Linked DNA regions of Homo sapiens: region 2 is linked to region 1. Evidence: chromatin loops called from intact Hi-C (ENCODE). Cell type or tissue: gastrocnemius medialis. All regions are shown on one strand. Each heading gives the region's core, and the rest is flanking DNA. Links, peaks and the distances in the headings are about the cores only.

Region 1 (8,469 bases), core at 2,685-5,184:
TGCAAGTCTGAAGAAGTTTCTGCTGCCTTTTGTTCAGCTATGCCCTACCCCCAGAGGTGGAGTCTACAGAGGCAGGCAGGCCTCCTTGAGCTGCAGTGGGCTCCACCCAGTTTGAGCTTCCTGGCTGCTTTGTTTATCTACTCAAGCCTCAGCAATGGTGGATGCCCCTCCTCACAGCCTCCCTGCCACCTTGCAGTTTGATCTCAGACTGCTGTGCTAGCAGTGAGTGAGGCTCCATGGGCATGGCACCCTCCAAGCCAGGCACAGGATATAATCTCCTGGTGTGCCGTTTGCTAAGACCATTGGAAAAGCACAGTATTAGGGTGGGAGTGACCCGACTTTCCAGGTACCATCTGTCACGGCTTCCCTTGGCTAGGAAAGGGAATTCCCCAACCCCTAGTGCTTCCTGGGTGAGGTGATGCCCCACCCTGCTCTGTGGGCTGCACCCACTGTCCAACAAGCCCCAGTGAGATGAACCTGGTACCTCAGTTGGAAATGCAGAAATCACCCATCTTCTGCATCACTCACGCTGGGAGCTGTAGACTGGAGCTCTTCCTATCCGGCCATCTTGGAACCTCTCTCCAAGGTACAGTTTTAAATTCTGGGTGCTGACGTTAGGGAATGAGGAACACTGATAATGCAATAAATATCGAAGCCCTTCTAAGTGATGCTGGGAAGGATGTAGACATTCAGAGTCAGCCATTGTTATTGGTTGAATTGAGTCCCCTCAAAAGATGTTGAGGTCCTAACTAACCTCTAGTAGCTGTGAAAGTAACTTTATTTGGACCTAAGGTCTTTGCAGATGATCAAATTAAGATGAGGTCATTAGGGTGGGCTCTACATCAATACGACTAGCACCCTTATAGAAAAAGGAAGTTTGGACATTGACATATACATAGGGAGAATGCCATGTGAAGACTGAGGTTATGCAGCCATAAGCCAAGGAACTACCCAAAGCTACGACAGGCCAGGAACAGATCCTTTCCTGACACCTTCAGAGACAGCATGGTCCTGTGTACACCTTGACTTGAACTTCTAACTTCCAGAACGGTGAGTCTATAAATTTTTGTCATAAATGCCACTCGGTTTGTGGCATTTTTTTTTTTTTTTGAGTCAGAGTCCTGCTCTGCTGCCCAGGCTGGAGTGCAGTGGTGTGATCTCAGCTCACTGCAACCTCTGCCTCCTGGGTTCAAGCAATTCTCTTGCCTCAGCCTCCCTAGTAGCTGGGATTACAGGTGCACGCCACCGTGCCTGGCTAATTTTTGTATTTTTAGTAGAGACGGAGTTTCACCATGTTGGTCAGGCTGGTCTCGAACTCCTGATCTCAGGTGATCCACCCGCCTTGGCCTCCCAAAGTGCTGGGATTACAGGTGTGAGCCACCACGCCCGGAGGTTTGTTGCATTTTGTTATGGCAACCCTAGCAAACGAACACAGCCATACCCTGCTGAGAGTGTGCTCATTCAGTTAAGAGTCAGAGAAGTCTGTATTAGGCACCTCTTGCCCTTGACATCCTGCTGTGTAGAGTAAAGGCTTTCCTGGGTGAGGGCAGCAAATATTTCACAGAAATAGAGTGTTACAACTCCAGCATTTCCCTGGATATTGATAGTACAGAGAAATAGAACCAGCCACAGCCATTGAAGTATGGCTGATATGACTCTGTATTTAAAGTCTAGAAGTGGTGAAATCATAGGCAGGGAGAACTGCATCAACAAGCATTGAATCTCTGATACAAGCAAGCTGATGTGGCCCAGTCTGATACAGAAGAAGACAGTGACAGGAGCAGGGATACAGGGGAGACCCAGGAAGGAGATGACTGCCTGATCACTTTGCTATCCTGCCCTGCGGAGCAAGAATTGATAGTTGGCACTAACCCAGCACGCTGTAATCCATGGGGAAGTTGCAAACTACGCATATGCGGTATAGTGCTGTATGTATCGATGCTAAGTAAGGTTCACTTAATTGTGTGGGTTCTGTTCTCTCTAAAATATTTTGGCATTTTAATCCATGTCCCCGGGTAAACAGATAATCTGCAGACATTGCTAAGGAGAGAAATCTACAACAAACCAGCTTTATCTGAGGGTTGTATCAAAGGCTCTGGGTCAGAGTGGGCAGCTCTGGTTGGGGGTGTCTCTAAGCAGTGGTTCTTAAACACTGACAATTAACTGGGAGTGCTCATTAAAAAAAGAGTTTAGGTCGGGCGTGGTGTCTCATGCCTGTAATGCCAGCACTTTGGGAGGCTGAGGTGGGCAGGTCACTTGAGGTTGGAAGTTCAAGACCAGCCTGGTCAACATGGGGAAACCCCCACCTCTACTAAAAATACAAAAATTAGCTGGGCATGGTGGTGCATGCCTGAAGTCCCAGCTACTGCGGAGGCTGAGGCATGAGAATCACTTAAACCCAGGAAGTGGTAGTTGCAGTGAGCTGAGGTCATGCCACTGCACTCCAGCCTGGGCCACACAGCAAGACTGTCTCAAAAAAAAAAAAAAAAAAAAAGAGTTTACCAGTATAGGGAAGCAAACCTGCAAATTCCGATTTAGTAGAATCTACATGTGTACCCATCAGCCCTAAGTGCTTCTCAGTGCTTCTGTGTTTGGGTGGTGACGGTTACATGGAACTCCCAGCAAGAGGCTGTGGCCCCATGAGGATACTGGCACACACACAATGTGCCCCCTCCCTTCCTCCATTCTACATATTTTTTTGCTGGAAAATGGTAAATGGTAACAGTGCAGGTAGAGGATAATGGAGGGATGGAAGCTGAGAATGCATAAAGGAAAGGAGGTAAGGAATCCTGGATGGCTTCTCTGGCGCTCCCAGCCACCAGCTCCCGTTCATCTTTGGTGTTCTCATTGTTGTTCAGGAGAGAACATCAAGTCACTCAAAGTTCCACGGTGAACAATGATTGAGTTAACCGCATCCAGGGTTTCTCAAATTTTGTCTTTCCTTCAGGAACTTCTTGCAATGCTGAATGAAAGACACCATCCAAAGAGAGACAGAGAAAGAAATGTTTGCTGAGTCATCAAATATGGTGGTGATTCTTGTTTTTATGTATAGAATTTTTTTTTAAGTTCTTACATTTGCAGGGGAAGCCCCTTTTGAAGAAACACTGGTGGCCACTGTAGTTTCATTCATTGCTCTGTGGATGGGGAGTGCATTGAGGAAAGGGGGATGGCCTCTGTCATCCTCAAATGAGGAATAGAAAGGAATCTGCAGCAGAGACCCAGAACCTGGGGTTGAGATGAGGGCAAGGCTCAGGCCAGAGAATTCGGAGATCTCAGACACCCTTCCCCTTTTTCCATCTGTTAGCAAGAAGCTGGCCATTTTAAAGAAATTGTAATAAAATACACCTAACAAAGCTAGGCCTTTGATTAAACCTTTTTTCCCTGGCTGAGATGAAGAACACTTCTTTTTTTTTTTTTTTTTTCTTGAGATGGTGTTTTGCTCTTGTTGCCCAGGCTGGAGAGTGCAATGGCACGATCTTGGCTCACCGCAACCTCTGCCTCCTGGGTTCAAACGATTCTCCTGCCTCAGCCTCTCGAGTAGCTGGGATTACAGGCACCTACGATCACACCCGGCTAATTTTTTGTATTTTTAGTAGAGACGGGGTTTCACCATATTGGCCAGACTGGTCTTGAACTCCTGACCTCAGGTAATCCACCTGCCTCAGCCTCCCAAAGTGCTGAGATTACAGGCGTGAGCCACCGTGCCCGGCCTGAAGACACTTCTTTTGCAATGCATTTACCACTTTAGAAGTGGTTGCTTTCCTCTCAGAATAGGTGTGTTGGGGGAACACTCAGAATGGGAGGGCAAGCAGGGAGTCCACTCTGTGTGCAGGGTGCAAAGCAACTTCCACATCAACTTAATACCATCAGATTGCTCAGTAGTAGAGACATTTTATTGCTGTGATCCCATTAACTCTGACATTGCACTGTTCTATTCTTGGACACTTTCTTACTATCGAAAGCCAGCAAAGCTTAACAGCTGCTGAGAACCACAAAATAAAAAGAAATAGCTTTGGTCTTGTTGGATTGAATTTTTCTTTTTTTGGCCTCTTTTTCCCTTTGGGCTTCAACTATTTCCTCTACCACAAGGGCTGACGTCAATGCTGTCACCAGGCACATGGACCAACTGGGCTTGTCTGGGGACAGAGAGTCTGTCAAATCTTACCCACACAGGGTGGGAGGTCCCACCATGGTGCAGTGAGAACAGACCAATGGAACCAGCATTTCTCTGAAAAGACAAGCAGAGGGTTGACCCATCACATGCTCACTCCTCTGCCAGTATTGAAACTGTCCTCTCCTTTGTGTGCAGAAAGGAGGCCAGGACCAAAAGTCACCAACAAGTGCATTGGTCAGGGTTTTCTACCTATTCCATGAAACAAACTTTCAGCCAATTAAATGAAAAACCTTTTAGCACATGGTTAACGTTAAATTCTCATTCAGGCCTTTGAAACTGACTGAGGTTTGGCCATTGCTTAAATTAGATGCCAAAGTTCTGTCTCGTCTTTTCCCAAGTGGCTGGAGACAGGTTTGTGACAATGTCCCAATTCCTCTATGACTGGAGGAGGGAGTGAGGGTGCCCATGGGCTGTTTCCCATTCTCAGGAGGGAGGAGGGTGAGTCCCTGTGCTGACTAGGGGCTGGGAAACTTGGTGACATGGTACAACCTCACTTGCCACAATTGCAGAGAAATGTGTTGGTGGCTGGCAGTCCAAGTGCCACTGAGTTTCTCTCTCATGCCACCTTGGCTTACGGGCCATGACTTGGCCACCTCTTAAATTCTTTCTAAAATAATCAGTATGATTATGCAAAGTTTATAAAAATCAGCAAAATTCAGACAAGGTAAAGGTAGAGAGATGAAACAGAGCTACATGTCTATGTATTAGAGAAGCTTTTGAGATTCATTATTTAGATTCCTAATAAGAAAAACTCTATGATGGAAGGAAGGGGAAATCTTCCTATAAGTTTAGTGCCTGCTGGACAAAGTCTTTGTATGTGTACTGCCAAGCAATAGATAGAATCCCAGAACTAGAGGCTTTGAAAATACAGCCACATCTAACAGGCAAGGCCAAGCTTTGCTCTGCTCAGCACCTGCTGCCCTTCTTTCCAGGACATTCTTTCTCTTGCTCATCATGAGCCCCAGTTCCTGCCCTATGAGGAGCTACATATCCAGGCCTGATCTCACACATGCATCCTGACTTACTGACGTCTCTCTACAAGTTGACTACTCTTTTCCAAACTCACATGTCTAAAGTAGAATTATTTTCTCTGCCAATCTAGGTTCCGTTACCAGCTATCACGCTTCTTAGAATTGCCATCATTCTTCCAGCCTTCTAGGTGCAAATCCTTAGAGTCAGTCATCCTTGAATTTTCTCTCTCTTTCATCATTTGTAATCAGTCACCAAGCACTATTGAACATTGCTTGTCAAACCTTCTCTGCATGCTCCTTCCCTACACACCCCTTGTTATAACCCTATCCATGACTAACCCTCCCACCCAAAATACTCTTTGCTGGTTTCCCCACGACAGGAACTAACTTCCGTGCCAGAATAAGCCACCTAAGACAACAGTTGGAGAGATCACCTTATCACATATGAGTAATGTGACTCTGAGAAAGTTATATAACATTTCTGAATCTCAGTTTTCCTCATCAATGAGAACAACACTCATATCACTGGGATACTAGGAAACAGACATATGTGTCAAATACTTGATAAAGCCCTCTCCCAAGATGCATGCTATGATTATTTAGGGCGATATTATTTTGGCCACTGTTGCCCCCAAGTAATTTCTGGTTTCCAGTATGATTAACTAATCTGATTACATCACACAATAGTCAAAGAATTAAGCAGCTGAACAATTGCAAAGAGCTTTTCCTCAGTGGAGACACCATTGCAAAGAGCAGTAAGGGGTGAACGATAACAGGCTGCATCCCACGGTAGTGGGTATCATATAATCTGGTCTTCAAAATGAACCTATCCTTTTTCCTCCAACCACCACTTCCCCTTTCTCTGTCATCACTGGCAATTTTCTCTCCTTTTTTTCCTCTTTCCTAACCTTTTCTATACCTCTATTTCCATGAGACAGAAAATCTTATGTTGCCGTTTTAATGAGATCTCTGATTTTCTTTTTTTTTTTTTGAGATAGAAACACCCATTTATAATGCTTAATTATATCACCTTTGATATTATTCATTAGTTATTTCCTCTAGCAATGTGTTATATTCCAAACCACTGAAGTCAAGACTTAACCTTTTGTGACTGCTGCAGCTTAAGGTACACATTAGTGTTCAATGAATATGTGATTGATTTATGAAGAGCATCACGCTTGGTCATTACTAACATACTTGAGTGATGTCTGGTATGTACTCACACGTGAATATTCTTCCTATAGTTTAACTTGTGTAAGTTTTAGCTTTTCAACTAAGTGGAAAACCATTTAAAGGCAAGCATCTATCCTCTTATCAGCATTCTATCAGTGCTAGCACACAGTAGGTGTCATAGAAACTCACTACATTCCCTAAACATAATAACAATTGCTTATGGAGCACTTACTAAATGCCAGGCACAGGAAAGTCTGTAACTACTTGGCATGAAATAGATCTTTAATTATAACAACAGCTCTGTCATGTGGGTTTCATAATATCTAGTTATACAACAGTAAGTTGAGATCACACAGGTAGTAAATGGCAGAGCCAGGATTTAAACTCAGGCTTGCCTGACTTCAAAGAATGTGTTCATAGCCCCTCTCTGTCCCTAACTCTCATACTTCCCACTGTTTACATATTCTACAAGCGACTCTACTGAAAGGGAGCCTAGTTTTGTCTTTCACTTTTAATACATTTTCATGGCAACTCATATTTTTAGTGAATATTTGTTCTCTAGCTAAAGATGGATCATGTATTCCTTCTGAACCTTGCCTTGTTTTGTTTTGGCCATTGATAGTTATTCTAGGCATGGTCTCTTTGACAATGAATCTCCTCAAAAGACAACACAATAAATTATGAAAAGAAGAGACTATAAATTATAAACTGAGTTAATCTGCATCTCTTAGGGAAGGAAGTTTTGGACTCTGGAAGAAGATCCTCTACATTCTCATTTTAAAACTGTACTATCTCTCATATTACGGGTGAATTCTCAACAGGAAAGTTATTTGTGGTAGCAGGTTGTGTTTTCCAAAGATGGTCATAATGTTTCCCACCCCACATACTCTCCTGTAACCTTGACAATGTTCCATTAAGGAGTGTTCCCTCTGTGTTCTCTCCCTTCAATCCTGGGCAGGCTTTAATGATTGTCTTGACAAATATAGTACAGGTTGTTGTGTATCGCTAATCCCAAAATATCCAAAATCCAAAACACTTCTGGCCCCAAGCATTTTGGATAAGGGATCCTCAACCTATGTGGTGGAAGTAAGCAGTGTGACTTCTGAATTAGGTAACAAATATGCTATGCGCTTCTACTTTGCTCTTGCAGAATGCTCATGCTTGGAACCCTATGTCCAAGTTGTAAGGAAGCCCAAGCAGCCCATAAAGAGGCCCACGTTAAGAAGAACCAGGACCCACAGTCTAAGTGAACTCTCAGCTAATAGCACCATTTTGCCAACCATGTGAGTGAACCATCTTCATAGTTGACTTGCCAGCCCCCAGTTGTGCTGCCCCAGAAACATTGCATGGAACAGATGACCCTTCCCCCTGAGCCTGGCCCAAATGGCAGATTTGTGAACAAAATAAATGACTGTTGTCTTAAGCCCTAGATTTTTGGGATAGTTTGTTATGTGGCAATTGATAAATGGACATGGGCCATGCAAATTCTCATTGTTCTTGTCTTCCCCTAGTTTTCTAAAGGGAAGGAAAAAAAGTGTGTGTGTGTCTGGGAAGGCATAGAGGAGTGAGGAAAGCTGGGAGGCAGGGGCTGCTCCTCTATACATCTCACCTCTTCCACTCTTCTTTCTGCACACATCGCCGACCCCTTACTAGGCGTTCTCTGCCTCTATGCCTGTGACAACTCTTTGTCACATTCAAGAAAGTATAATTAGTGTGGTTCTCACATAAGAATGTTAAACCCCTAATGGTGTCTGGAAATGGATTTTTTTTTGTCATATGGTGTGGGTGGATGTTGGCATTTAGTAGGTGAGACCCAAGGATGCTAAATGTACTGCAATGTGTAGGACTGTCAACTCCAAAATATCATAGCTTTCACATTGAGCAGCACTGAGCTAAGAGCTTAACACAGGCATTTAAATTATTTTTTTATTGAGACAGGAACTCACTTTGCTCTGTCACCTAGGCTGGAGTCCAGGGGCAGGATCACAGCTCACTGCAGCTTTGACCTCTTGGCTCAAGTGATCCACCTCTGTCTCCTGAGTGGCTGGCACCACAGATGTGCACCACCACACCCAGATAATCTTATTTTTTATTTTTTGTAGAGACAGGGGCCTCATTACATTGCCTAGGCTGGTCTCAAACTCCTAGGCT
Region 2 (6,507 bases), core at 733-3,232, 160 kb after region 1:
ACATAACTGCAGGTGGGTTCTCTATGGAATGTGACATTTGGAACTTTCCTACGTTATTTTTACCTAATGCATTTCTTGTCAGTTAGTGACCTCTTATTATTAAAAATCGATCAGTAAATAAATGAACATCTGTGATTACCACAAACTTTCACTTCTTTACAAAAGTCCAGTTGAGTCACATTAACTTCATTCTGTAGGATTACTAGACTGTAAAGGAATGTCATAAGTAGAGTGTTTAGAATAACTTCACGTAGAGAACCAAGAAGCAAGAAGATTAAAGGTGAGTGATATTGGGACCTGGAGCAATGAGAGCCATTTTTGAAGTATATCGATCTTGGAAAAGTTACTTTCTGTCTGCCTCCTGATACACAAAACAGATACAATAATAACTCTATTGTATGAGGTTGGGTGAGAAAATGAATGCGAAGTGCCCAGTAGACTACTTGGGTATCACAGCAGCCAAATGAGTGGCAGGGGGGACCAGGGAGTCTTGGGGCAGCCTGGGCAGACAAAGGAAGCTGAGGCAAAGTCCAGCTTGTCTAAAACCCACAGTTCCTGTGTCAGAGGGGAGAGGTGTATTCTGAGGAGTCAGGAGGCTTTGCTCATAGCTCAGCTCCACTTTCTTTAACTCTTGAGACTTGGGCAAGTTATACAATTGCCCTGTGCCTCAGTTTCCTCATAAGTGAAACTGGGATAATAACAGTTGCTACAGTTCATGCAGCTGAGATCATGAAATACTATGCAGCCATAAAAAAGGATAAGTTCATGTCTTTTGTAGGGACATGGATGAAGCTGGAAACCATCATTCTCAGCAAACTATCGCATGAAGATTGAGATCATGAAAGCAAAGAGTCTGGAACATAACGAGCTCTCAAAATATGTGGCTGCTTAACTGCAGCTGATAGGCAGGGGGGCAGGGCTAAAACTGGGGTGCTAGGAGTGACGTGTTCAGCTCAGGGTGTTTGGGAAGTGTTATGGTACCTCATTTGGCTTATTGGAAGCTGCACATAGATAGGGCAAGAGCCTGTTCTCAGGACGCTGACATGGGGAGCAAAGTACACTGCCATTTGTTTTCTCCTTTAGTAGACAATTTGCTCTATGTTTCTTGGGGGCTACACTTCAAATCTTGAGAGCAAAACTAGCAATATCATGAACATGGCTCTTATTCTATCCTAAGGTCTGCTGTGGGCTGTGACAGTGGAAGTTGGAGGAGTTATACCTGATTAAACAACCAATCATCTTTTATTGAAGATAAAAGTACCATTCTCTACTATTGATTAGTAGAAGATGCCAACTTAGAGGATTATGAAGGTGAAGGGGGGTGACAAGGCAGAGTGTGTGTTTGTGTTTACCTGAGACACTGAGGTGGAGGAGAGGAAAGGCTTGCATATGGGGCCTGGAACATTGTAGATGCTCAGTAATTATTGGTTGAAGGAATGAACAAGAGAAAAATCAAGGTTTACAAAGCTGTCAATAGGCTAAATAATAGGTCAAAATCAGGATGAGCTGTAGAGGGAAGAAATGTCAAGTTTTGCCGAATGGTGGAGATTTTGCCCAGCAGAAATAAATGCCACAAAGATTTATGAGATGTCATTAATTACAAGCTTAATAGGCAACCATATGCTTCTCTCCTTTAGTAGGAGTTTAAAAATGTACATGTAAGCCATGCTATTAAATTCAGAGAGGAAACAGACCCTCTGGGGTTGACCATGGCCAAGCCCATCTTTAGTTTTAGGGAGTAGATATAGAGGAGGAACGCCAGCAAGGGCTTGAAAGTTCTATCATAGGGGCAGCAAGTCAAGGGATTTATAAGTCTTGGTATGGAAAAAGAAAGAAATCTTATTGAAAACAGAAGAGTCGACTTCAAATGTTTAAATATCTGAAGCACTGCCATGTAGAAGATGAATTAGCCTTACTGAAGCTGTTAAATATTTCTTGGATGTCTGCTGCTTGCAAAATGCTCATTTACTCATTTTACAAATATTGATTGTCCACATATTCTGTACCAGATACTGTCCTAGATACTGCAGTAAGGTCACTGCCCTCTGGAACCTAACACTTAATGGAGGATGGGGAAGACCATCCATAACAAGGAAGCACAGAAAATAATGTCTGGTGGGGGAAGGATGGAACTGTACCTGGTGTTTATCCTCACATATTTGCATTAAAACCTAGTGGGATATACTTATTATTTGTTGTGCCATGAGTTAAAGATAGATAATAATTCAATTAAAGGAAGAACTTTCTCCCAACAGAATATGGGCTCTGTCAAAAAGTAGTGAATTCTGTCACTGGAAATGTTTAAAAACAAATCCTCCTTGGCCATCTTTTAGGACAGTTGTAGAAAATTGATGAATTGGAGCTAGAACTAGATCAATGGTTAAAGAGCTTTGGAATTCATAGACCAATATAAATTTTTAAAGTGGTAGGTGCCAACATAAGCTTGCCAAATTTTTATAGGTCTAGTATATTAAAGGAAAACTGAAACTTTTCAAAAATATAAAGGCCATTTTTAAGGGATCTATAATAAAGGAATGACATCAGAATAAAATGTTCCTTGGGTTAAGTGAATTTGGTTATATAAAATTTCCTAATATTGGCCTTACTTTTAAAATTTCGCAACAGACCATCAAAAACTTCATTACTGGCCAGAAACAGTCCATAGGCTAGAATTTCAAGACAGAACCACTTGACCTTTAAGGGCTCCCTAATATGTTTTAAATGTTTATGTATTATTAAAGTTTAGGATACTTTTGTGTGTAGTTTTGGGGTTGGTGTCTATGCATTTAAAGCTGAGGCTAAAACTAACTATGGGCAAATTATGTAACTTCCATGAACCTTGGTTTTTGTTCCTGTGATGTGGGGATGATAATATTATTGATCCATGGTGTTGCAAGAGTTCACTGAGATAATACAATTGAAGCACTTGATGCAGTGAGTAGTTTGTAGTAAGTGTTCAATAAAAATGATAGCCACCCCCACCCTTTGTCAGATCTTCTGTCCCAGGGGAAACGGTGGGATGAGGGGCATTTCTAATGGATAATGATGTCAGTACATACCATTTTCTAAATACTCTATTTTCCAACAGCAGAATAGATTATTTGGCTTGTAATACTTGTACCCTGCCCCCTATTACCAGAGAAATAAACAAGAGTCACAACTAGTTACCAAAAGGATGGTTTTCTCTCTGCTCCTGTTTCATTTGTTTTCCTAGGCTCCTACTTCTGTTGCCTGCCTTCTCTGGCACTCACCCACCTCTTTGTAGAAGGGCCAACCACCTATTACTTTTTCTCTTAACTCTTGGAACTCTTCCATTTTCTCCTCCACCTGAAGCTTGCTTGTCAGTGTACCAAGGGTGTTGCTTCTCCTGACCTCCTCCGGGCCCTGTCTGCCACTGCCAATATGACCAACACTCTTAGCAAGTTTTTAAAATTGATAAGAACCTTTGACATTAATATCAACAAATCCGGCTCGGTTTCTTTACCAGGTAATAGATTGTGTCCAAATGCTGTGGAAATTCATGTCCTTAGGCCTGTGACTTCAAGTCTGAAAGCTCAAACAATGTGAAAGATGACCGATGTTTGAAAGCTGAGCTGCCATCAGCCCTCCACAGCTCATCCTCTGTGACAATACCCAGCAGTGTCTACTCAAAAGAATGCATTGTTCTAACTACAGCTAATGCTTCTCTCCTTTAGTAGGAGTGATACTGTGATGTCATTAACAGTGATCAGATTTAAGTCCGTGACAGGTGGCAGAATTCAAGAACTCAATTCTTCAGTAGCAGTAAATCTGGACACGAAGGTGCTTGAAATACAAAGGTCTTAACTGAAGGACATCAGAGTCCTATGATTTGGCATTTGCACAAAGTAAGATGTGCTGAATAACTCCTGAATTACTTTTCATTACTGCCTATGTTAGTTTCACATTTATGACTTTAAAGCTTAAAATGTGGCTGGGCATGCTAGAGAAATAAAAGCATAGAATGCTGTAATTACTGAACAAAGTGGAATGGATAAAGAATTGGTCCAAAAGGCAGGCCCAGTCTTAACTTATAAGTAGAAATTCTTCCTTGACCGAGATATTGCTATACTTTCAATTCATTCCCTCTATCTCTCTTTGCATTTTAAATTTTCTCTATAAAAAGTAGATTACCTAGGACTTTATAGCCTGTAAGGCCTTTTGCTTTTACCCTCAGTGAGATGGGAGTCACTGGAGCATTTTGAGCAAAGGGGAGGGAGGACCTGCTTTACCTTTTAACAGGATTCCTCTCATTGCATTGATCCCTCTCTCACTGCTGTATGGGAATCAAGGCAAAGAAAGAAGACCAATACACAGGCTATTGAAATAATAATAAAGAGATGACAATAGCTTAGTCCAAACAAGATGGAAGCAGTGGACATAGTGAGATAGGAATCTTATATTTTGAAGGAAGCATTAAATGAATGTATTGATGGAGCAGATGTACATTGTAAGAAAAAAACCCATGAATCCCCTGAAATCACTACAAGATTTTCAGCATTAGCAACTAGAAGGAAGAGTTGCTATTTCCTGAGATGGAGAAGACTTGAGAGAAGTTGCCAGGAGTGGTGATAGGGTGTTGGAGATAGATCATGAATTTATTTGACTTCTGACACGTCAAGTTTGAAATGCCTTGACATCAAGTAGGCATGTCAAGTAGAAGATGAATATCCAAGTCAGGCATTCAGGGTGCAACTCAGGCAAGAGACATGCATTAAGGAAGCTGCAGTGCATCTGTGGTGTTTAAAGGCATGAGACATGATAGGGTAAGAGAGGAGGGAAAGATAAGATGCAAGCTGAGTCCTGGGCACTTTAACTTGAAGTTGGAGAAAGAGGAGAAATCAACAAAGGAGCAATAAGGAGCCACAAAGGGAGGTGGAGTCCTAAGAACCAAATGAAGAAGGTTTCAACAAAGGACGAACAACCCATGTGTCTAAGGCTGGTCTCTTAAATATTCTAAACCAATTCACAAATATAATCAAAGTCTTTTACTCCTTTCAAAATAAAATAACACATCTAATAGTAATTACACATTTCAAATCAAAATCTCAAGGCTAATTTGTCAGATACTCTAATATGTCAGATTGTTTCAGTAATATACCTTTAAAAATAAATAACCACAAATAAAATGAATGATTATGAGATGTACTGCTAAACTTAGCACAAAAGCATTAAGGCTTAACGTTAAGGCTAACAGGGTTGGCTCATGTTATCCCTTCTCTACTCCACAGGTTGTAAGGTCATTTTCGCAATCTAGGAGGAAACATTTACTCTATCAGTGGAGCCACATTACAATATACTTATTTACCTGTCAAATTTAATACCAACATATGAGACCTGGCCACTACGTACCTCAAAGCTGATTCTCTCCAAATTCTAACTGAACAAGCTGATCCCGTTCTGATTGTTGAGTTCTGTGTGCAATGTCATTAGGGTACCCCATGCCTATATCTTCCAGCTGGAGTTTAGTTTCACAACCCTGCACGTCACACATTTCCTAGAACATATTTCAAGCTTTACCTTCAATCAATTTTTATTATAACCTTATTTCAACATGTTATCACCTAATTTAGGTAGACGAAATTCTGCGCCTTTAACCAAGTTGCAGTTAATTTCTTTCATGCCTCAACTGGATTCAACTAATGTCTTTTCTACTTGATTGAATTCTGCATTCTTATTTTTTTGGTCTGAATCTTGGTTACAATTTTAGAATCATTTTTATCGACAAGAGAAGAGCTTAAGGTCCATGAAAGTGATGGGACCAAGCACAGGTTGGATTTCTTTATTCCAGTGCATAACACCTAAAGCTTCTGTCCTAGGGTTTGTTTGAATGGTGCTCAGAACTATGAAGGATCCATAGCCTATTCTTACTTAGCTGCGAGAATACCACACAGAAGAGCTTCAGAGTTGGAGGTGAGGGCTAGAGGAACCATTAAAGAGGGCTGATATGTCTCATTTATTCAAAAGACCCGTATTTGACCCTACCATTCGCTGGCACTGTGCTAGGGTTAAGCAGTGTGTTTTGAGATGCGTTTATGTGTGCTTGATACCTGCTCCTTTTGATCTGGTGTAGGCAGGGTTGAGATTCAGCTGTGCCCACTGGCACGGCTGTACTGGTAATTTGCAGCTGGTGTCTATTCTGATTGGTTAGTACTTGTTTCATAAATGCTGTTACATATTATGAATATCATCCATGATGTTAGAGATACTAAAGTAAACAGAATACATTTCTATCTTTTGAAGTTTTTTTGTTTGTTTTAATGATTTCAAAGAGGCATCTATCCCTTCTTATCTCTATTACAACCATCTTGATATCCAAATAGTAAATAGTAATCTTGGCTGGGTGCGGTGGCTCAGGCCTGTATTCTCAGCACTTTCAGAGGCTGAGGCTGACAGATTACCTGAGGTCGGAGTTCGAGACCAGCCTGACCAATATGGTGAAACCCTGTCTCTACTAAAAATACAAAAATTAGCTGGGTGTGGTGGCAT

What was found. Peaks named below come from ENCODE experiments on the same cell type or tissue, not always from the same donor. Only the 100,000 strongest peaks of a DNase experiment are listed, where the experiment ranks them.
Region 2: a loop joins it to region 1, with 3 times the contacts of the local background. A loop is called at or near these places in 22 of 110 quality-filtered maps.

Annotation. Positions count from the first base shown.
Region 1 is chr6:46,230,318-46,238,786 of GRCh38, forward strand. The region is part of intron 4 of RCAN2 (regulator of calcineurin 2); the gene reads right to left. It overlaps LOC105375079 (a long non-coding RNA gene), which reads left to right. Exons shown (of 5, transcript XR_001743802.3): 2 at 7,469-7,601. Among named protein-coding and RNA genes, the nearest start is that of ENPP5, 64 kb to the left of the region's middle. In gastrocnemius medialis, for the core only: no CTCF peak of the experiment used is centred there; DNase peaks (open chromatin) are centred at 4,144 and 5,103; H3K27ac peaks cover 2,117 bases.
Region 2 is chr6:46,390,475-46,396,981 of GRCh38, forward strand. The region is part of intron 2 of RCAN2 (regulator of calcineurin 2); the gene reads right to left. Among named protein-coding and RNA genes, the nearest start is that of RCAN2, 98 kb to the right of the region's middle. In gastrocnemius medialis, for the core only: no CTCF peak of the experiment used is centred there; no DNase peak of the experiment used is centred there.